Linked DNA regions of Mus musculus: all the other regions are linked to region 4. A link is a loop called in an ENCODE intact Hi-C map of the cell type or tissue named here. Cell type or tissue: heart. All regions are shown on one strand. Each heading gives the region's core, and the rest is flanking DNA. Links, peaks and the distances in the headings are about the cores only.

Region 1 (5,311 bases), core at 60-5,059, 1.5 Mb before region 4:
CCAGGGGCCTGAGTAAAAATGACAGTTTGATCAGCTCCGCGATGATCACTGCCTGAGGGGAAATCATTCTTGTCCCCTGGAGGCCGGGAGTGGGAGAACACGATTTTTTATAGCCTCTTCCCCCCCCACCCCCCGTGAAAGAAATTTCTTTGAAGGGACCGTACTTATTTTCTCCATGCCTCCCTGAGCAACTTGGCAGCCTGCCCAAACCCGCAGCATTAGAAGGTCAGAGATTTGGTTTCTAGATTTGTCTCCCTTTCTGAGAGTCCTGCCTCCCTGCAATTAAAAGATGAGTTATAACCGTGGCGTTTCTGAGGGTTGGGGTGGTGGTGGGAAGCCCTAAGTCTGACAGGGAGTAATTCAATAGTTCTGTCCACACCAGGATCCTCTGGTCCAGAGTAAGCCACTTGGTCTCTCTCAAACCCAGCTTTTCAGTGCAGAGCGAAGGGATACTGATGCCTACTTCAAAGGGTATTTGAGAAGAAGAGTCAGCTGAGCTTTGCCCAGCAGAGCCCATGTTCCATAACTGGTTCCCTCTGATGCCATTCTTCCTTCTCCCGGAATTGACTTGAGAATCACTAAATATTATGAACACTTGAAAAATTCTTTTGTGTGTGTGTGTGTGTGTGTGTGTGTGTGTGTGTGTAGGCGTGTGAATATACCAGAGGTCCAAGAAGAGCCGTGACCCAGCCTGCTAATTTAAGAAAACAAACAGAGAAGAACTGAATTTTCTTACTAATAATTTCTCCCCTTTAAAGTTTTTGGTGTTTCTAAGTTAATTCCTGCCTTATCAATATGCTAAGGATGGCTTCATAACCTCTACTCTTTCTACCCTACATAGATGGGTATATAAAAGTTAAAAGTGTATGTGCTTATAATTTCCAAGTGAGTAGGGCCTCGCCACACTCATGCAAGTTAAAGAGGGACATGAAATTATAGAATTCATTGTCAAGAGTCAAGAATGAGCCATGCTGTATCTCTCACCCTCGTTGTCTTTATACTGAGATTGTGGGACCTCCACTTAACTGACCTTAACTGCTATCAGAGATTTCTCCATGTAGATTCTCAGAAGGTGGTGTATTTTGATTCTTCTGCCAAACTTCTCAGTTCAGAAATATAGTAACTCAGATTATAAGTTCTGCGGCTCCTGAGAAATTTCTCTCCGCCTCTCTAAGTCATTCGAAGCAGATTCATCTGTTTGAGGTCACGAGAAACGTAGAACATCTTCACAAGCCATTTCAAGTGTGGTGGCTTCTGGGACAAAGTCACAGGCATACTGAAACGTCTTCACTGTCCTGGGCTCTCTCCAACACAGTCACCAGAGGGATGAGATTTTTTGGATAGTAATTTCTCTGTTTATTTTTTTTTTCTTTGTGAAAGAAAATATTCCTGTAGTTCAAGGAATCTAAAATTAGAAATTCTGTACATGTCTCATTATGGCTCGGGGGACAAAGAGGCTAAAACAATGGATGTTTAAAAATAAAAATTGCTTTGTTTGCTCAGGCGGTTTCAGAAATTTAGCTTCACTAGGCAATAGAAAGGGGGGTTATAATTATAGGATTGTAGTGGACTAGCCTGTTGAGATAACCCACACACATTGTATCAACTGGCTACAAAAATATGTCCCTGAGTTCTCAACTGTTAATTTCTGTGTCAGGGGTGCCAGGATAGAGGGATATGGAAATGTTTGTCCTTCCTCACCTGCCCAAAGCGGTAAACAACCTGTGAAGGTCATGTAGCCCCCAACACTAACTAGATGAGTAAGAAGTATGGTGTTTTTTGCATAATAAAGAGCTGGCAGCTGGGGCCGAGGCAGAAGGATGAAGAGAAAGAGAGAGGAAGAGACAGAAGGGAGACATCAATGAGAGCCATCGGGTGGAATGCAAGAGAAGTCAGCTTATGTTAGATGGGCTAGCTGAGAGACTGCCCCAGCAAACAGATTAACACCCTTCTACTATACAGATGTCTCCATGCCTGTATTGTTAAAACCTCAAAGCCCCACATTACTAGCAAAAGTATATCTAGCCTTGGGCACCTTAAATGTTAAAAAGGTGAGTAGATTTACACAGAGAAAGAGTGGGTGTTTGCTTCTGTTTCAGACACTTCAATTTACTAATCCATGGATATTAACTTAGAGAAGTTTCAACAGCAATATCCATCTAGAGGTGACCACAGCTTGGCTGGTCGGACTTTCTGCTGTGAACATCTGTTTTATATCTCCTCCAACACATTTTTTGTCTTTAAAGATTTGAAACTTGGGATAGTAGTAACCCCAAGGGCAGCCCCTCAAGGCTGTTGTTTGCGCTCTGTGAAATACTATTGCACAAGCTTCCCCCCTGGGACTAGTGAAGGGACATTTATAGCAGTGTGACACCAGCGTACCCTGTCTTCTTACATTATCTACATAGCATCTGCATTGAGCAGTAGTGTGAAGGCGAATCTGCTGATTTCCTTTCCTGGAGTATGTGGTGAGTGAGGGGAGCCCTCAGTGAGTGTGTGAGCAGTGGACTAAGTCCCCGAGTGAGTGTGCATTTTTGACAGGGGCAGAGCACGGCAGGAATGCCAATGCCTCTGACCCACGCAAGTCCCAAAGCCTACCTAGGGCGAGGCTCAGGGATCTGGCAAAGCTGTCCTATAATGCAAGTCCAAGTGTTTGCCAACGATTGACTACTCGGTTCAGAAACTATTAACCACAGTTTCCTCCTCTGAGATGACTACAGCCTGAGATGGGGTTCTCCACAGAGACCTCCTACAAGATTAGCTAAACATTCCTCCCTATTCATCGCTGTACCGTAAACCTACCTTCTTGTCCAGCTGTACATGATCACTACACCCTCCATTCAGGTGTCTAAAATAAACATACTGACATTACAGGTTGCTTTTGGCATCCCTCATCAGAGCAAGAACAGCCCACATGATCCCAGCACTTCTGTACGTGCATCTGTCCTTTCTTCATTCTGTCCTCACCTTAGTTAGGTCAATCCCCAATGTCACTCAGAGCATGAGAGGAGGACTTACTCGGATAAGGCACAAAGCACTTCTGCCGTATCATAGCTTTGACTCCTAGAGTTGGCATTTCTACTCAGTTTTTAAGGGAAGCAACCAAGGTTCAGAAAGTTTACAGCATACAACCAGTATGTGTGCTGGGACACACAGCTTTATCCAGATGGTTGAGGTGGACTGTTTCTTCTCAGTGGCCACTTGTGGACACAGTGTAACACACATGAAGGTCCCGGAAGGACTGCTTATCACACTGTGGACTAAGATGGGCACCATGACCTTTGCTACTGTTCAGGTGTTCAGTCTTCTTGGCTTTGCTCTTTGAGATCTTCCTCCAGAGGGTCGAGAGCTGATGGTGGTTGAGGACTCTAGACATATCTAGGTTGTTTTCAGGCACTGTGGTTGATCTGCTGGTGTGATTCTTGTCTGTTGGCGTGTGGGGTACTCATTTTCATCTTGCTGTGACTAGTCTTGTGCCTGTAACAAAGTCAGCACTGGATGAGTAGTCTGATAGCCTGGGAGCTTTTGTGATCCATCTATGCCTACCTTACAATTAGAGTATCCTTAGCAGTGGACATCAATAATGGCAGAAAACCAACATGGGGGATGAAGGCTACTATTCAACAAGAGTGATGAACTCAGCTAAACAGACTGGTATTATTTGCTTGCAAACAAGTTGCATTCATAGATTTGACCTTCCTAATTGTCTTTTTCCAGGCTGGATTTCGACCTTTAGATGTGCTATCACAAATGGATGTTTTCAATCTGGTTGAGCCGCTCAGCTGAGAGTCCAGTTCTGGCAGAAACCTCTATTCTAATCTTTATAGAGATAGGGTTTTTTTTTGGAAATCACTTGAGTTTTTATTGCATTTCTGTACTTATTTGATAAAATTCATGGAATGGAAAATGAAAGCCCAAGAGTGCTGATTTTAATGATAAGTGATTTGGGCTCATAAACTTAATTCAATTAAAAAAAAAAGATGGAAATAATCAAGATGCCAAAAATGAGGACATTTTAGCCTTAATTGGACATACTGACTTTAAGCCAGTCAACTGTGATTTCATTGTTGAAGCAAAGAACACAATTTCAGAACATGTGTAAATTTGTAGGGAGAGGTTATTTTCTAAATGGAATATAAATTTTATCATTCTTGGGCTACACTCGATACGGAGATCTGCTTAGGTATATGCAGTAATGATGTACAATCTTTAAAATTTGATTTTTGTATGTGTGTGTGTGTATGTGTGTGTGTGTGATACTTTAGGTAGAGCATTGTAGATTTTCGTGTTTTCTTAATTCTCCAATAATTCTTCAGTGTAGGCAGTCCTTATCATCATAGGAAAGCCACAGGTTTACGAAGTGGCAAAGCTATGTGTATTAGCAGGCTAGGACTATTAGGGCAAAGAACGACAGCTGAGATGCTTAAGTGACAAAGTTAATTTTCCCCAAAAGTACAGAGGCTTCAAGTCCAAGATCAAGTTAGCAAAATTTTCACGGCCTTTCCCCTTGGCCTGCAGACAGTGGCCTTCTCCCTGTCTACATGGCACGATGTCTTCATCTGAAAACACTGGTACTGTGGGGCTAACTAGTACCAGATGATGTCATTTTGTCTTAGTTTCCTTTGCTCCTCCCCTTTCTTCATGGTTATGTGTGGAGGGGGCACACACATCATAGTAAACACATGGAGGTTAGAGGACAAAGTGGTTGATTTTCCTTCCACTGTGCGTATACAGGGGATAGAACTTAGGTCACCAGACTTGCCTGGAAGAGTCCTTATCCACTGAGCCATCTCTCTGGATCCTGCTGCTGTTATCTTTAAAGGACCCCTTTCCCAATGCAGTCATTGCCTTGGGCTCTAAGGGTTCAGACTTCAAATTCTAAAGTTCAGGGGTATAAAATTTAAGGCATAGCATTGTGATATGACCCAAACTTAGTGATTGAAACTATTTTGAAGAAGTGATGGGACGGCATGCAGATGCTAAAGAAGAGAGTCCTAGTTGGGAGACTGAGGTCGGCACAGGTGGCTCAGAGCACCGGGAAGAGAATTAGTCCAGAGGATGCTTCTTCCTTTGAGACAATGCTCTGTTTTCTCCACCATGGACAGAGCACACCAGAATCAAACCAAACTCGAAATCTTGCAGCACTAAACAATAGGACTCTAGTCTAATGTTAGGAAACTAGGCCAGGCACATAGCACTGCCTATGGCAAACTGTATAGAGACTGCTTTGAGGTAAAATGGTGAAGGCGGCTGGAGAGCTTTAATCACCCTAATCAGGACATCCCTGGGGCCAAAGGGGTCTGGTTACACA
Region 2 (5,311 bases), core at 58-5,057, 100 kb before region 4:
GAGCAGATCACAGTTCACCGCCACCACACATGCAGAAGTTCAGAAGTTTGCAGCAGAAACCCTCTCACACCGAACTGCCTCATTTGTAGCAAGCTCGATTCTTAGGGGTTTAATCCAGTAAAGTACTTCTCTCTCTGTCTCTCTCTCTTCCCCCAACCCCGATTCCAGAGTGGAAGGGTCTGTTTTGTCCACCTGCACTTCGTTAGAGAGAAGCTTGCTCAGAGGCAACACCACAAGAGCCCACAGTGACATAACTTCATCCAGAGGCTGGCGTGATTGGGCTGGTCCCCCCCCCCCACCCCCCACGCTCCTCAGCTCTTGTATCACTGAGACTCTGGCAGCCAGTCCCACCCTGACAGAGTTCACAGCATATGTTAGTGGATTCTTGTTCACAGTGTGCCTGTTTAAGAAATTAACGGAAACAGTGTCAAGAGAGTAAGGTAAGTGCTTTTTTTTTTTTTTTTTTTCTTACTATACCCCAGGGGATGCTGAGTCTTGGGGACAGTGTTTAATTTTAACAGGAACAGGAAAAAAAAAGATCTAGAGGAATTTTGCCAATTTGCTATTCAATGACAGTTTTGAACATTTATTTTCACATTTTACCTATTATACTTTCCATCACTATTGGATTAATTTCACTCTGTATGCCAGACTGATTGGCAAGGGAAATTTAAAACGTTCCAAGGTTGCAATGAAAAAAAAAAAAAAAGTTAGACACTCAAAAACGTACAGAAATTAAAATGTTATCTATGCTAATTAGCTACATATTGTTATAATGTTGAAATCTAGTATTGAGACAGAAAAAGGCCACTACCACCAGCAGCAGTCAAGGGGTTTTGCAATAAAATATGTTGTTACAGGTCGCAATAAACATTCTGGGTTATAAAATGTTAGCAGGAGGACTCAGTTACTTGTGTGGATCACTTCTCCGTGTTTTGCTCATTTTAAAGATCTGTGGTTTTGGATATACACCTTAAGGTACATGTTTTTAAAAGTTTCTGGGAAACAATTTACATTTTTGCAGAAAAGCATTTCTTTCATGACCAGAGGTATTTAAAAAAGTAGGGGCCGAATGTATGACTTACCCTCACAGAGGAGGCATTGTATGTTCACAAGGTTGCTTTGATTTCAGACTGTTAAGTTTTACTTTGCCAAAACTGTGGAATAAATTTTTGTTAGTATGCATATTCCATTTAAAAAGTCAAAACTTAAATGAATCAACAGATTCATTTATGTGATTATGTACTGTTACTGTGTTCCTAGTGCTAGGCAGGGCAAATCCTAACTATTCAATTAAAAATTCCCATCAGAATCATGGGCAAGGGCATAATTTATTAGCATTGTGACTGTATCTGAGGTTAGAATTTCAAGTGTATCTTTCATAAAATCTTTTTCAATGTTTCTTTTCCTGAAGTCTGTCATGATTCTAAGCTAAAGCAAAGCATATATATTTAAAATGCATGGTCTCCCAACTTCTACTTCCTCCAAATTACCTGATGCAAATGCTTGTCTCATATTATTTGCATGAAATATCATGCAATGCAGGGTGTAATTGAATGTGGATTCTCTTCATGTTGTTTCACTCACAGGAACATGGGCTTTCTTACAATGCATTCTGTGATTCCCAACTCTTAAGTTCTAGCCTTCTTTTATGCAAATGGCTAGCTTTTCTCTGAATTTCGAATCATTGTTGAATCTCATCTTAGAAATATGTTATGTGAAAATAACTACCAGGAAATTTTTTGAACTTACACTCTCAGCACACATTTCATGAAGCCAACATCACTATTATTTTATTTTTGTTTTGTCTTTTATTCCCTGCCTTCTCCTGCCTCCACTTTCTGAAGGCACTAAAATCTGCATTAGCAAATCATGTTACCTTACAGTTGGCACAAAGAAGATGAACTCATGATTTAAAATGGAGAAGGACTTAGCTTTTAAAGTTGGAGAGAAGGTTATTTTCGTATAATTGGTATCCTTTTTGGTTTGGATATAAAAGCCAACACTGTCTGACGTTTCCCTGTTGGGTAAATATTTGTTCTTCTAAAATTAATTTACTAAATACTAGCTTCAGATACAGCTTCCAATGGATTTTAAAGCAGGGGATGTTAAGCTGCAAATAATGTAAACATCCATCTAAGAATTCAACCCCCTTTCCCCAGAATCCACAACAATAACAAGGCCCCTTGAAAGGAATGCGCTTATTGCCTCTTCTACCTCACAAGCAGCAAGAGCAGTTTGCCTCAGGGCAAAACCACAGATTGCCCCTGCACCCACTTAGGATCTCTCTAATGAGACATTTTAATGATGTTGATGGCAGAATATACGGAGGAATTTCCTGTTGTCTTCTAAGTGTCCTTTCTTCTGGATTAGGGGATATTCTTAAATAGGGTTTCTCACATTGTGTGAGATGGTGCCACCAGGAAATACCCTGACTGATATATCGATTAAGGAAGTATCAGAAGACAGGGCCTAAAAATTTGGAAGCCAGACCACAAGGGGGCGCATGCGTACACACCTGAAACCTGTTTCCACCCAAAGGTGTGAACAACACGCCCCCCCCCCCCCCCACACACACACACCCTCCCCTTCCCGGCAGCCTTCTCCTTATACTTAAATAGAAAGTTTCAAAGGGCAGTGAAGACACTATTTTGGAGGCACTGAAAATGAAATGAAAAAAAAAAAACGCACTTTGTTAATGAATTTAATGAAAATTGAACTTTTTTTCCCCTTGAAATTATATTATGCTGTAATGATTCGTTTTTCCACTTTATGTAGGTCACAGAGGACTTGCTGAAAATGAATGTATGTGCGTTCTCTCTTGCCTTGGCATTAGTCGGTAGTGTCAGTGGCCAATACTACGATTATGACATCCCTCTCTTCATGTATGGGCAAATATCACCCAACTGTGCACCAGAATGTAACTGCCCCCACAGCTACCCAACTGCCATGTACTGTGATGACCTCAAGTTGAAGAGTGTGCCAATGGTTCCTCCTGGCATCAAGTACCTTTACCTGAGGAATAACCAAATCGACCATATTGATGAGAAGGCCTTTGAGAACGTCACAGACCTGCAGTGGCTCATTCTTGACCACAACCTTCTAGAAAACTCCAAGATCAAAGGAAAGGTTTTCTCTAAGCTGAAACAACTGAAGAAACTGCATATAAACTACAACAACCTGACCGAGTCCGTCGGTCCACTTCCAAAGTCCCTGCAAGACCTACAGCTGACCAATAATAAAATCAGCAAGCTCGGCTCCTTCGACGGGCTGGTCAACTTGACCTTCATTTATCTTCAACACAACCAGCTCAAAGAGGATGCTGTCTCGGCTTCTCTGAAAGGTCTCAAATCACTAGAGTACCTGGATTTGAGCTTCAATCAGATGAGCAAGCTGCCTGCTGGTCTACCTACATCTCTTCTAACTCTCTACCTAGACAATAATAAGATCAGCAACATTCCGGATGAGTACTTCAAGCGCTTCACTGGGCTGCAATACCTGCGTTTATCTCACAATGAACTGGCTGATAGTGGGGTACCTGGAAACTCGTTTAATATATCATCCTTGCTCGAGCTTGATCTCTCCTATAATAAGCTTAAGAGTATACCAACAGTTAATGAAAATCTTGAAAATTATTACCTGGAGGTCAATGAACTTGAAAGTAAGTATAAAGATGCCCCCCCCCCCGTGTTAGAATTATTTAAAGTATACATTAAACTTTACTTATATACTTAAAGTTTGTATCAAACACTTTGAGAGTTAAAATACTTAGGTTTCACAATGTAATAAGAACGAATTAAAAGAACAACAAAATCCAAACATGGAATTCTATCTCAGTCATACACGGAATTGTTCCTAGCCTTTCCTTAGAGTGTCGAGACCAAGAGCTACTAAAGCCATAAAATTGTTCATTTAATCTATTAGTATTATTTGAGGCTAACTGACAGTGATGTCTCTCTTAATATTTTTCAGTTATTGCTTAGTTTGTTCCTTGCGTAGAATTGTGTGCTGCCTTTTACTAAGTGGCATGATCCAGTAGAGGAAAGGAAGAAAACCTTCAGAAGGCATGCGTGCAGTAAGAACAGGCTACCAAGCATCCTACCACTTGCCTGACTCAGAGCAAACACATATGGCCCTATCTTCCCTAACATCTGGAGGTTCACTATATGACCCTATTAACATGGCCAGCACCACCACTCTTTTTCTGACACAGTGTATGTGGTCCTCAAACAAATTCATGAGGAAAGGTGTTGAAAAAGGTTTTAAGTATCTATTTATTTAAAAGATATCCTTATAGAGCCCTTAGCTTTTGTACAGCCCTTCACTTCACCCACGTCACACATGGTTCTTTTCATGTGCTGATGTATTTTATTTTGATTTATCTCCATGATGGATCTGGACTTGATCTGCTCTTTGAAGGCTTCCATCCTCTTCAGCTTCAGTTCAGAAGATATGAAAACAGGCAGGAAATGACACCATTCAATCACAACCTTACCATTTAATAGAGTTTAGCACAGAAATGTGTCAGTTCACCAATGTGTGAAAATTTCAGGTGGAAAACATAATTTTACATATAAAGCAGTCATTGTCTATTCAAATTGAACTTGTTTATCTAATGAAAAGTTCACCTCCCTTGCCAAGATAAAAATATTGCTATCAGAAAAAAATGAAGTAGGACATTGTGACAACATTGAAATGTTTCTTTAATTTCATGTATCTCCTAGGTTACACATTTTCATGAAGGAGAATGTGATTGCCTATATAAACACCATTTTTTCAATTTCATTTTGAAATGGATTTTTAAATCCATGAAAGCAAGGTTTGGGACAGTTTGACTGTTACAAGTCACAGAGTTCAGACTAGCACAATTCTACTGGCACAACTGTTTATAGTGTAAAGTTTAATATGTGATAGTTCATATTCTTTAATTTTTCTAAGTAATGATTTCATTTATTATTTGCAATTATCTCAGCCTAAATCAGGTTCTCAACATTGAACATTACATGTAAAAATGAACTTAAGGTCATGTAAAGGCGCAACATTTTGTACCTATGGAAAACTGGTTCTCAAACTCTTTTGGATCCCAAACTCTACTGATGTTCAAGTCCTGTATATAGATGCTATAATAGTTCCATATGTCCGTATGTATGTCATCTCCTGTACACGAAATCTTCTATAGACAAATTATGCTGTTCAGCAAAATTGAGATGATGCTATCTACAAAGTTATATGCTATTATGTTCAGGGACAAAAGCAATAAAAATGTTTACAGTACTTATATATGCAAATTTAAAAACTATTTTTAACCCGT
Region 3 (5,311 bases), core at 270-5,269, 80 kb before region 4:
CTTTCTTCAAGAAAAGGTGTTTATTTCTTAGTCAAGTGATTATCAAGGTTAATACGTTAAAAAAATATCTGTGCTAGGTTTGGAGGACACAAAGTACCTTCCTACGTGCAACTGCAATCTGCTAAATATGCCAACACATCTGTACGGGGCCAGTTGGTAAAAGAGTGAAGTTTCCTTTTTCTCTGTCCAGGGAAAAAAAGCTCATGCAAACAAAGGAATGAGCAATAGTGATTAATGGTAACAACTAATTAGTACTTTTTGCAGTTTTATTTACACAGATGCAATGCCTAGAAACCCGGATCCTGTTGCGGTTGACATTTTGTCTATATTCTTCAGCATGCACAGTGCAAGAGTCGTTTAGAAGTGGACTGTTATGATAAATTCCATCTGGTAAAAAACGGCAAGGGTGGGGGAACAACACAAGTTTTTTGTTACAATCTCATATCGGCATTGCTGCCAACTGGCAACAGTATTAACTCAGGATTTCAACACTCTTTCCCCTTTTATAGGCCAGGGAAAGTCCTAAAGAACAATATGGCTGCTTTTCAAAGGTGAAAAACTTTCTCCCCACCAAGAGCTCCAGAATATCTTTTCTAGGCAGTTATAATATCCCAGAATGTCTCTGAATATTGTTGTCTTGGAATCTGCTCACCAAAGAAGTAAAGAGAAAAAGAAAAATGCTTATGAGGGAGAAATTTAATAATAATATTAAGCAAGTCAGTACAAAGTTGCTTTGGACGGCTCTGAGTCAGCTCACACTGGAGCCCTGATGGAAGGGCAGATGGCTAAGTCTCCTCTTTAATTTACTAAATGAGACTCCCAAAATCAGGGATTAATGATATGGAATTTGATGAGCTCACTGGAGGCGTCCAGATTTTACCTTTTCACTGAGGTAAAAGGTAAAAGATTTATAGGATTGGAAGAGAAAGCAGAGTACTCAGGGCCTTAAACAGATGAAAGTTTCCTGCTCCAAAAGTGCAAGATCCAGTTGCTATGGTTGAGCTTCATGTGAGCTCTTGTGTTAGTTAGAAATGTTTTGATGGTGAGTTCTTCCATGGTAATAGATTTCTACTTTTCCTAGCTTTCAAGTTTAAACAGAAGGCTTTTCTGATGGCTTAAAGGGAGGTGTTGAAATGCCCTTAATTTGGGAACTATTGACCTAGACCATCTTGGTGTGATGTAGGTAGATACTGATTCTCTGGAAGCTCAGGTCAGGTCTTTCCTCTTAGGACTCTGAGGACAGTGAGGAATAGATGTGAAACTTAGTATTTACTTGGTTCTATTTTTAATGCATATGGTTTTTAAGCACCCAAACAAAGTATCTGATAATACTGCATGTCTTAAAATGAAAAAAGCAAAAACAAATTTTCCCCTTTATTCCTCAGGACCAACACTGTTCTAAGACATCATTCATATATGAAGATAATATGCATATTCAGATGTAGAATTTAAGGACAGCTTTTGAAGGAGGGAAGACCATGCTGATGAGGATGGGGTGAACAGAACTGAGTGGGTGGTGAACTAGCTAGATTTGTTTAGTTTTGTAGTTACACATTGTGCACTCTTGCTGACGGTCTAATTCTGTCTGTACTGTCATCCCAGATTGGCATTGTGGAAAACCTGTATAAAGCCATTATAGGAAGAATTGATCCTCATGCTTGTTCTTTCCATTATTTGTTTTTTGGCAGAATTCTTTGAAAATATGCTCAGCCAAAGTTCCCATGGACTTTTGTTCTTTGAAGGAAAATCGGTGTGAAAGGTGTTAGCACTGTAGCTAGCTCACTAGGCTGTCTTCTGTTGCAGCCGTGGCTCTCAGCTGATGTTTGCTATTGGTAGAATCACACTTTGAGTTGTAACTCTTCCTTGATAGTGTTAGTGATCTCCCCAGAATATGTCACTTGTTTAAACTGTCCCATAAGTTTGCATGAACCAGGAGTGCAGGAAGGGGGAGTCCTTTTCACTTTTCATGCAGTTCTGAAGTGAAACCCTGCACTTCAGTGAATGACCCCAGTCTCGCAGCAAAGCTTTCCTCTTGTTGAAGAAAGGAGAGCTGACCCTTACCCTCTGCATTCTCACAGTCCACTCTTGATTGCTCTCCCAGTGCAATCACCTGGAGCCTCTTCCCTGTGTGAACTTTGAACATGCCAACCCCAAAGTGCTGTTATATTTTGTCAAAGGCTTTCTCAGCACCTAATGAGATGATCACATGGTTTTTGTCCTTTGAGTTTGTTTGTGTAGTGGATTCCATTGATGGATTTCCATATATTGAACCATCCCTGCCTCCCTGGGATGAAGCCTACTTGATCATGGTGAATGATGGTTTTGATGTGTTCTTAGATTCGGTTTGCAAGAATTTTATTGAGTATCGAGCATCCATATTCATGAGAGAAATTGCTCTGAAGCTCTGTGTGTCTTTGTTGGGTCTTTGTGTGGTTTAGGTATCAGAGTAACTGCGGCATCATAGAATGTATTGGACAGCGTTCCTTCTGTTTCTATTTTATGAACTAGGTTTTGGTAGTTTCTGAGAGGAGTTTTGTTCTCATTAGTACTATATAGTTGCTAAATAGTGACTATGAGAATTTGACACAGCAGTGTTTGACATAAACTATGCTTAGGGAGTAACACCTCCCTAAAGGCAACACTGTTTTAGAGAAATATTTGTGAAAATTCAAGTCCTGTAGAAGAGTTCTTTGTTGTAGTTGAGACATCGAGTTAAAATGAGGTCACTTTGGATAACGCAAGCAGCAGAACTCCCACGGTCTTGGACTATGGGAGCCACAGGACTTGTGCTGTCAGCACTCTGAAGGTTGAGAAGCAGCCAGTGGCTGAACTCGAGTGGGTGGGTTAAACTCATGAGAGTTGTGTTCTTTATCAGCTACCCAGCCGTCAGTGCGCACAAAAGTGGACCCTTCTCATGACTTACCACAACAGTAATAGGGAAGAATAACACCCTTAAGTGTGCCTTTGGCTCTGTGAACTGATTTCAGTTTAGATGCTAATATGTGCTCACTCCTACTTTGAAAGTGCACAGCTCTGTTCTGGAGATCATCTGACAGGTCTTCACTTTGTACATACACTGAGGGGTTTTCTTTGAAGTTTCCAGCAGGCGTGCCAGAGATGGGCCAGGCATACAGCAGTCCCTTTCCCAAACCTGAGATCTGGAACAAATCCTCTAGTGACAATGCTGATACAGTGACTACTACAAATGTAAAGTAAATGCCATCTGTAGTCCTAGGTTTATGGAGTGCACCTATGTGTTAATGTGTAGGGAAGGGACAGTGGTTTGATGGTTATGGGGAGTGTGTCAGTGATGTATATGCAAGGATGAATATTGTCCAATTACAGCTTTCCTCTAGGGGTGAAACATGGGATGAGTAGCATTACCAGAGAAAATGAAGGCATGAAGATGCAGGCCTGCTAAGTGAGGACACAGGCAGGTTTTGCACGTAATTCCTATCAGGTATTGTAAAATGTGTACATGGCTTTTGTTGTTGTTGCTTGGTAATCGGTAGAGGAGAAGAGATGAGGGTACCCCTCTCTGCAAGCTGTCCTAACCAGACTTTTCAGACGTACAAAGCTGGGGAATAAAATCAGGCCTTAACCTATTGGCAGAGGAGCTACATAGTTGTAGTCTAGTAACTAACCCTGGTTTATTGAGAGTCAGTGATGTCATTCTATTGTGCACTCTTGTCAAGCCATTTATATGACTTTCATAAGCTTAGTCACTTTGCTGACTGCCCTGGGGCCTATCAGTGACTTATACATTGCAGGATGTCTTCTATTTGAGTTCCACATGTAGAATCTCTTCCGATTTTGTGGCAATTGGCAGTTCTAATGGCTCAGCTAGTTTGAAACTACCAACTTTGCTGTGTAAAAGGAGAAATGGTGTCCTGTTTAGTAAATGTTTGGGAGAAAAAAAAAAAAGAGAATCTCTGAGGTAAAGGTATTCCAAGGACACAGAAACTCAAAAGGGAATGTTCATAAAAGAAAAGTGCCTCTTTTAATCAGTAAGGTTATCTGATTGGATTGATTTATTTATAAATGACACTCCTCACAATCTGAGTTTAAGTGGCTTCTTCTTTGTTCTGAAAACTTAGGACAAAACTTAACGTGTATGTTTAAAAATACTGTTGGACACTCTCCCCAAATTTATAGAATCCATATGTTAAAAGTAATGTGATTCATTTCACATTAAACTCGAAAAGCCAAACAATTCACATATTCTTAAATAAAGTTTATAGTGGTGAACTGGAGTCTAGAAGTAAGGAGGGAGAGGGAGTTTGCAAGTGAGAGCCAGCAGACTAAAGCCTTTCTCAGCAGAGGAACAGGAATGTAACAGTAAAAATATTTACAGTCTTTTGGCTGGAATTATTTAAAACGAATTTGGTAGCTTGGGAAAAACCTGTGAAGCACATAGAAGGTCAAGTTCTTTCTAGATCTCTGACACTTAAAGTAAAACCCATGATTCTCTGCACAAGGGGAAAATGAATATTTGGTGGCACGAACTCCTTCCAGTTCACCTTGGATTCTGCAAGAGTAGTTTTGCTTTACAAGAATTCTTTTCTATAAATGTGTAGGCTTGGTAAATTTCCCTGCTGTCATCCCCTCTTCTCTACCTTAATTCTCTTCATTGAAATTGCAACATAGATATTAAGAATAACTTTGATTATAGTGGTAAACACGCGGGAGTGAAAAATCATGTCATTTCTGTAAAGATCTCTCTATAAACTAATTGTCTAAGGTCCCTACAAAATTTCAGCCAAATATGGAAAAAATACAAAACAAAAATAATACTAGTTTGAGTTGTTAAGAGCAGGAAAAATACTTTTGAAAAGCCAGGCTGTCATTTTTTTTTCCGTAGAGTGTCCAGTTTCCTATGCAGAGGCTACTTCAAAGGCTTGTGCAGCTATTTGCTTCAGTGCTCTCACGTGGCATGAGTGGTCAGGTTTCTGTCCAGAAAGAATTGGAATGTGTAAGCTTATAGTAAACTTGACTTGGTATTAGTTCTATCTTGATACTTTAGAAGGATAAAACCATTTAGCACATTCTCGTCTACTCATATCCATAAAGCCTGAAGTAGTAAGACTGAGAATAAGACCCTCAGAATCAATAGGTCCTATCTACCTGAGACTGTAGATACAGTCTATGGAAACTCTTCAGTATGAACATCATATATAACAATACCCTGTGATTTGTGCTGAATTTCCAGAAATGTTTTAATTGTGAAATATTTCAAGGTTAAAAAAGTTAAGTACTGGGAATAGAGAGATGGCTTAGCACATAAAAACGTATACTACTCTTGCAAAGGACC
Region 4 (5,311 bases), core at 106-5,105:
CTATCCAGTAAAACAACCTAGGAGAAATGTGGTGTCTATTTCACAGAACATTCATTTTTCATATTATCCCCCCATAATTAAACCAAATAAATCACACAGTTTTACAAATATTAATGTAATTGCATGAATCAGTCAGATATGTTTTCTCAAGATAAACCTATACTGGGTCCAAATAATTTTAGCAAAAGATTATCATTTACAAAGCACAGCCTCCTTTTATAACAAGGTTCTTCTATATAGAAACAGTATTGCCAATGACCAGAATTGCAAATCTTAAATATTTTCTAAGATTATTCATATCAACATGAACAATTTGTATAAATCTCCACACTGTTTGATATAAAAAAATATGGAAATGCATCTAGCTTTTTGAGAAGTTTTCTTCAGGGAGCAGACACTTAGAAACTCCCATTAGTGTCTCATCGGTCGATTGCCCTGAGACAGCAGTGTCTGCTAAGGTGAACACCTAGCATCCAACCCAGTTGTGCAGGGTACTGACAGTGAATAACTCTTGCAATATCCTCATTTACCTGGGAGTTTCCTCTCCCCTCTCCCATGGCAATAGCTGCTGAGTTTTCCCAAACCCTTGATGTTGTGTCTTAGCTATGTCATTTCTGGAATCTCCTCTTTTGTAGAAGTAAAATATACTCCTAAACACAGTCTACCATGGCAAATATTGTAGTTCAAGGTTAGGAAACAAGGTGTTAGGGAGATACAAATTCCTGCAAAGGCAAAATTAAACAATTTAACAAAAACTGATATAGCTTGTGCTGCTGTCCAGCACTGGGTTATTATCTTCACATGCAGTGATTATGTTTTAGAATCTTTGTAAAGCTTGAGGGGACAGAATGCACAAATTATAAAGTAAAGTCACAGAAAGCAAATCTGAATTAATAAAGAGTTAAAGGAAAAAGAAAAGAGAGCGAATGTGAAATAATCAATAAATATTTACATCAAAGACTCAGTAGTACTTTCCTGAGAGTGATACCAATTATAGCGGAAGAGTATGTGGGAGGTTCTGCCCTTAGGTCCACAGTTAAGTTTCTGTAGCATAAGGAGACAAAGCCCATCATTCTGACAGGTGTTCACAATTCCCTGGCCTCGCTTTTTAAAAATGAATTGCTCTGACTTCATATTGCAGTTTGAAGATTGTTAGAAGAAGGGAAAAGATGAGAGCCCAAACAACTTTTATTTAGTCGTCAGAATAAATGTGTCTACTGTGCAGAGGATTCTCCAGGCGCAGCATAATGGGGTTAGAGTTGTGCAGTTTTGCTGAAATGAGGACTCACTGCCTTTCCTTGCCTTAAAGGTTGCTCTTTTGATTTGCAAGCAAGCATGAACAAAGCACCAAAAGCTGCTTGGCCTCATTACATCGGATGACAAAGGAGACCTTAGAGTTTTACATCAGATCAGTGGAAAAACAATTATCTGGGGGAAAAAAAAGATGTGCAAACATTTTCCTACAGTGTTAAAGATTCAAGGCAATGTGTCTGGAATGTGTTCCTCCCTTCAGGAGGCCCCTCCATTCCATGAAACATCTGTCTCAATTTCCGCTCTTCCTGGAGCCCACTTTTCGTCTCTGCAAAGTCATTCCACCGAAGCTGCCTCACTATGATCACACTGATGGGAACCGTGTGTCTTTCTGTAGATGCACCCCAGATTCTCAGCTGGAGATTTCTGGCCAGGATTTGAGCATCCCTGGATGCCTCCTGCAATATCAAGCAATCTACTCTTAGATTCATGTTTGAAAGCAGGCATCCACACATTCACAGTGTCTTTGCACAAAATCCTGATGGTTATGTGCATATATGAATTAAATGCACATGAATTAAATGCATCTTGGACAAGGATGTTTAAAGAATATATTCCATAAGTATTATAAGTTGCTTATTAGGCTTCAACCTAAAAGTACAAAGATAGAGGCATAATTCAGTTACTATCTAATAGGCCTGGTTATGAAATCAACATGTAGGGTACAAAGGGGCCAAATAGAGAACCTAGGAAAACATTCCTTAAATTTATATTATTTTTATTAGTAATTAAATGTACTCAAGTCTATCAAAAGTGTAAAAATATGTCTCTTTAAAAATCACATAGTTATTATAAGACAAGCAGTAAATAACTAATCTAATTTATATCTCTGTTTTTGAAATTTCCATCCAGATAATAAGTAACTTAGAAATAATTTGTGTCGTTTTGCTTTTGTAATGAGTGCAAATTAATGCAGATGGGTGCACATTGGTGTGATCAATCAAGAATGTGAGATTTCTGGTGATATCGTGGGAACAGCAGACAAGAGGAGTGGAGTCAGGGTGTTTCTGCTCCAAATGTTTTTATCAGATCTCCATCTGAGGCTTACAAGGTTATGGAGAAGAACACACTTATCAAGAAATAGCATAAGGGAAGGGAACTGAAAATAAGTGGTTTCTAAAGCTCTTATAAATAATAACTCATACCAGAAAAGATATAAGGCAAAAAGGGGGAAATTTGAGAAAGTATTCTGAAAAATGTCAGGTTTGTGTGTGTGTGTGTTTCCATTTTAAATGACTCCTATTGTCAGTGTTCTCAAAGATGACAATTTTAATATAATCAGATGTTGTTGCAATATTTAGTATCCATGTGGAAATATCTATAACAAAAGGCATCTACAATCTATTACATCGTTTTCACACCATTATATATTTTGCCAAAGTTGGAAGATTAATTTCCAAAAAAAGGCCATTGAGGGTACCACAAAACAGGAAGTAAAGATTTGATTTTCAGAAGTAAAAACCTAAAGGAAGGAAATATTAGTATCTCAATAGTTATCAACAAGGGATGATGAGAGTGAACTGGGCTCACGTGTGAATGGGAATCTTTTGAATTTTGTTTTGCATAAGTTTGATTAAAGTGAATCTAACAACTATGCTGTTATAAAGCTGTATCATTAAAAAAAATAAGAGTGAGATTTTTTTTAGACCTGCCATGTGAAAAGAAAAATGTATGAAGCTCAAAGAAATAGCAACAAACGGGGGGCATTGAAACCAGTTCCAAAGATTTGAGAAACAAATTTTGGAAAACAGTAATTGTATTTCTGAGAAACATCGATGGGGCGAGGCCCACTGTGTTGATTGTAAGAACAGTAGTGACATCTTGTGGCACAGATGGACACATTTTACATTTGTACTATGGGCATGGAGGGTGATTGAGGTTACCTTGAAATTCTGTTTGTTTCCAGAACGAGAAAGTGTCTGAGAGGCTTTCTGGGAACAGAGAGCTCCTGACCCCAGGCCCACAGCTAGGGGACAACCAGGATGAAGACAAGGATGAAGAATCTACTCCCAGGCTGATCGATGGCTCTTCCCCACAGGAGCCAGAATTCCCGGGGCTTCTGGGTCCACACACCAACGAAGGTCAAATAAGTTATTACTCAATTAGAACCAAATACACATTGTCGCCTCTCAAAACTATCTAGTTTTAAGTCATTCCTCAAGGAATCTGCCTTGCATTGCAAAAGAAGTCATGAACTCTAAGGGAGAAATTAAGGGTGTTGTATTGCTAAGTAGTCATGTTGGCCATCAGTCTTGTAAATATTTATGCTTTTATCCATAGGTTGTTGCTGTTTCCAACCCTGGTCTGAGAAGTGTCTTATTAGAGTCTACTTCTGAGAGTAGACTCATTTTGTACAGAATGCTAATCATAAACACGGGCGAGTGCTCAGCCACAGATGGGACATCTACACTAATGCTTACCCACCACACCAAAGGGCTCAGAAAAGATCTTGAAATAGGGAACTCAAAACCATAGGTCTAGAAGGATGGGAAGGATGTTGCACCCGTAAACTCACAACCATTCTAGTTACTAACACTAGATCAAGACAGTTAAAATTCCAGCATGGGTGACAGAACGATCTCCCAAAACCCCACATCTACTAGGGAGGGAGCAATTAGCTTCTCAGTCCCTCAAGGGATAAATTTGCAACTGTGTATACGTGGGTTGTACTAACTCAACTCAGTGGGTCAAAATAAATAACAATAAATGAGGGCATATGAAGCTAGGGGGCAGATGAGATGGAAGATACTGAGGGAGTTATAGAGAGTAAGGGGTGTGCATGATGAGGATAGATGTATAAGTCTATGAAACCTTCAAAGAAGAAACAAACTTAAACAATCTTGCCAATTTTCAACTCCACTCCAAAAGGGAAGTAAATAAGCCAAAGACAAAAAAGTCAAGAATGTTGGAATACACTTTGAGTCATGGAGTTACTCCTGCATTTTGTCCTCAGACATAAGATAAGATTTTTATTATAATGCATCTTTGTCCTGCTGGAAAGAATCAAATAACCAAGGACTCAGGATGGAATTACTTGCCTGGCATCATTACTTGAAATCATTCTGGGCCATGTATTTTCAGGGCCCAGCACTGGATGAACTGATGGAAAGTCATCCCCTGAGATCAGTGCAGTCCAGTGCAGACGTGTAAGACATAGGGGATGCTGATTAGAATAAGGGCAACATGTTGTGCTGATTGGGTATTGGCTGTCTGTGGGCCACCAGAACAGCACACTGCAGCCTTCTTTCACCCCTTATAGTCTTTCTAGGGTGTTAATAATACTTAATTTTGCCCTTCGATAAGGAAGTTTTAATTTGCCAAGGGTAGTGATTTGTGGTTGAAAACCAATTTATTAAGATTCTAGACTCTATTTGTAGGAAAATGTTGCTCCCCTTCCCTACATCTCTCCATCCCAGAAGATAAGTCTCTAGAACTTACTTATCCTATATAAACTTATCCTATATATTCTTATTTATACTTCAGTTCCCCTTCTATATTTCCCTGTGCCCTGGCAAACATTATCCAACTCCCTGTCTAAATTTTCAAGTATTACAATTGAATTGTAAAGTCTCATCCTTGCTATCCAGTCACTGACTGTGATTTATGTCAACTCTTGGCAAAACTACAAGCTTTGGAGTAGAAACCTCTTTGATAAACAAGAAAAAGAAATGCCAGTATACTCTAAATGTGTGCAAAATCATTGAAAAGAATGAGTATAGAGTGCAGACGCACATACAAACTATTAAGTTAGTTTCTTTAAGGAATACATCATGTTTTTTTCCCCATGTGGTTAAATTTCTATGTCATAGAAAGCCACAAACAGAACCAAGAAGACACATGGACAAGTTTATGAAGTGTAAGTTTCCCAGATAGAGAAGGCAGCCACATAGGAAAACGAAACGTACCTAAAGCAGTAAGAGTGATTGAGGAATTTCAGTCATTTTTCTCTCTGTTTCATCCGTTCAAATCTACCCGTGCCCCCTTGCCTTCTCTCAAATCT

Evidence for each region. Hi-C counts contacts between places; a loop is a spot of excess contacts. Peaks named below come from ENCODE experiments on the same cell type or tissue, not always from the same donor. Only the 100,000 strongest peaks of a DNase experiment are listed, where the experiment ranks them.
Region 1: it touches region 4 in a loop (2.8-fold over the local background); 9 of 42 quality-filtered maps call a loop at or near these places.
Region 2: it touches region 4 in a loop (3-fold over the local background); 5 of 42 quality-filtered maps call a loop at or near these places.
Region 3: it touches region 4 in a loop (2.6-fold over the local background); 2 of 42 quality-filtered maps call a loop at or near these places.

The regions. Positions count from the first base shown.
Region 1 is chr10:96,148,244-96,153,554 of GRCm38, forward strand. No RefSeq gene overlaps it. Among named protein-coding and RNA genes, the nearest start is that of Gm40746, 30 kb to the right of the region's middle. In heart, for the core only: no CTCF peak of the experiment used is centred there; a DNase peak (open chromatin) is centred at 2,358.
Region 2 is chr10:97,565,446-97,570,756 of GRCm38, forward strand. Lum (lumican) reads left to right here and starts at 56. Exons shown (of 3, transcript NM_008524.2): 1 at 56-440; 2 at 2,779-3,661. The coding sequence starts at 2,800. In heart, for the core only: a CTCF peak has its summit at 2,470 (motif pointing right); a DNase peak (open chromatin) is centred at 306; H3K27ac peaks cover 263 bases.
Region 3 is chr10:97,586,975-97,592,285 of GRCm38, forward strand. It overlaps 4930473O22Rik (RIKEN cDNA 4930473O22 gene), which reads right to left. Exons shown (of 3, transcript NR_045356.1): 3 at 4,010-4,949. Among named protein-coding and RNA genes, the nearest start is that of 4930473O22Rik, 7.3 kb to the right of the region's middle. In heart, for the core only: no CTCF peak of the experiment used is centred there; DNase peaks (open chromatin) are centred at 437 and 2,827.
Region 4 is chr10:97,667,281-97,672,591 of GRCm38, forward strand. Epyc (epiphycan) reads left to right here. Exons shown (of 7, transcript NM_001379456.1): 3 at 3,218-3,392. Among named protein-coding and RNA genes, the nearest start is that of Epyc, 23 kb to the left of the region's middle. In heart, for the core only: a CTCF peak has its summit at 3,134 (motif pointing left); no DNase peak of the experiment used is centred there.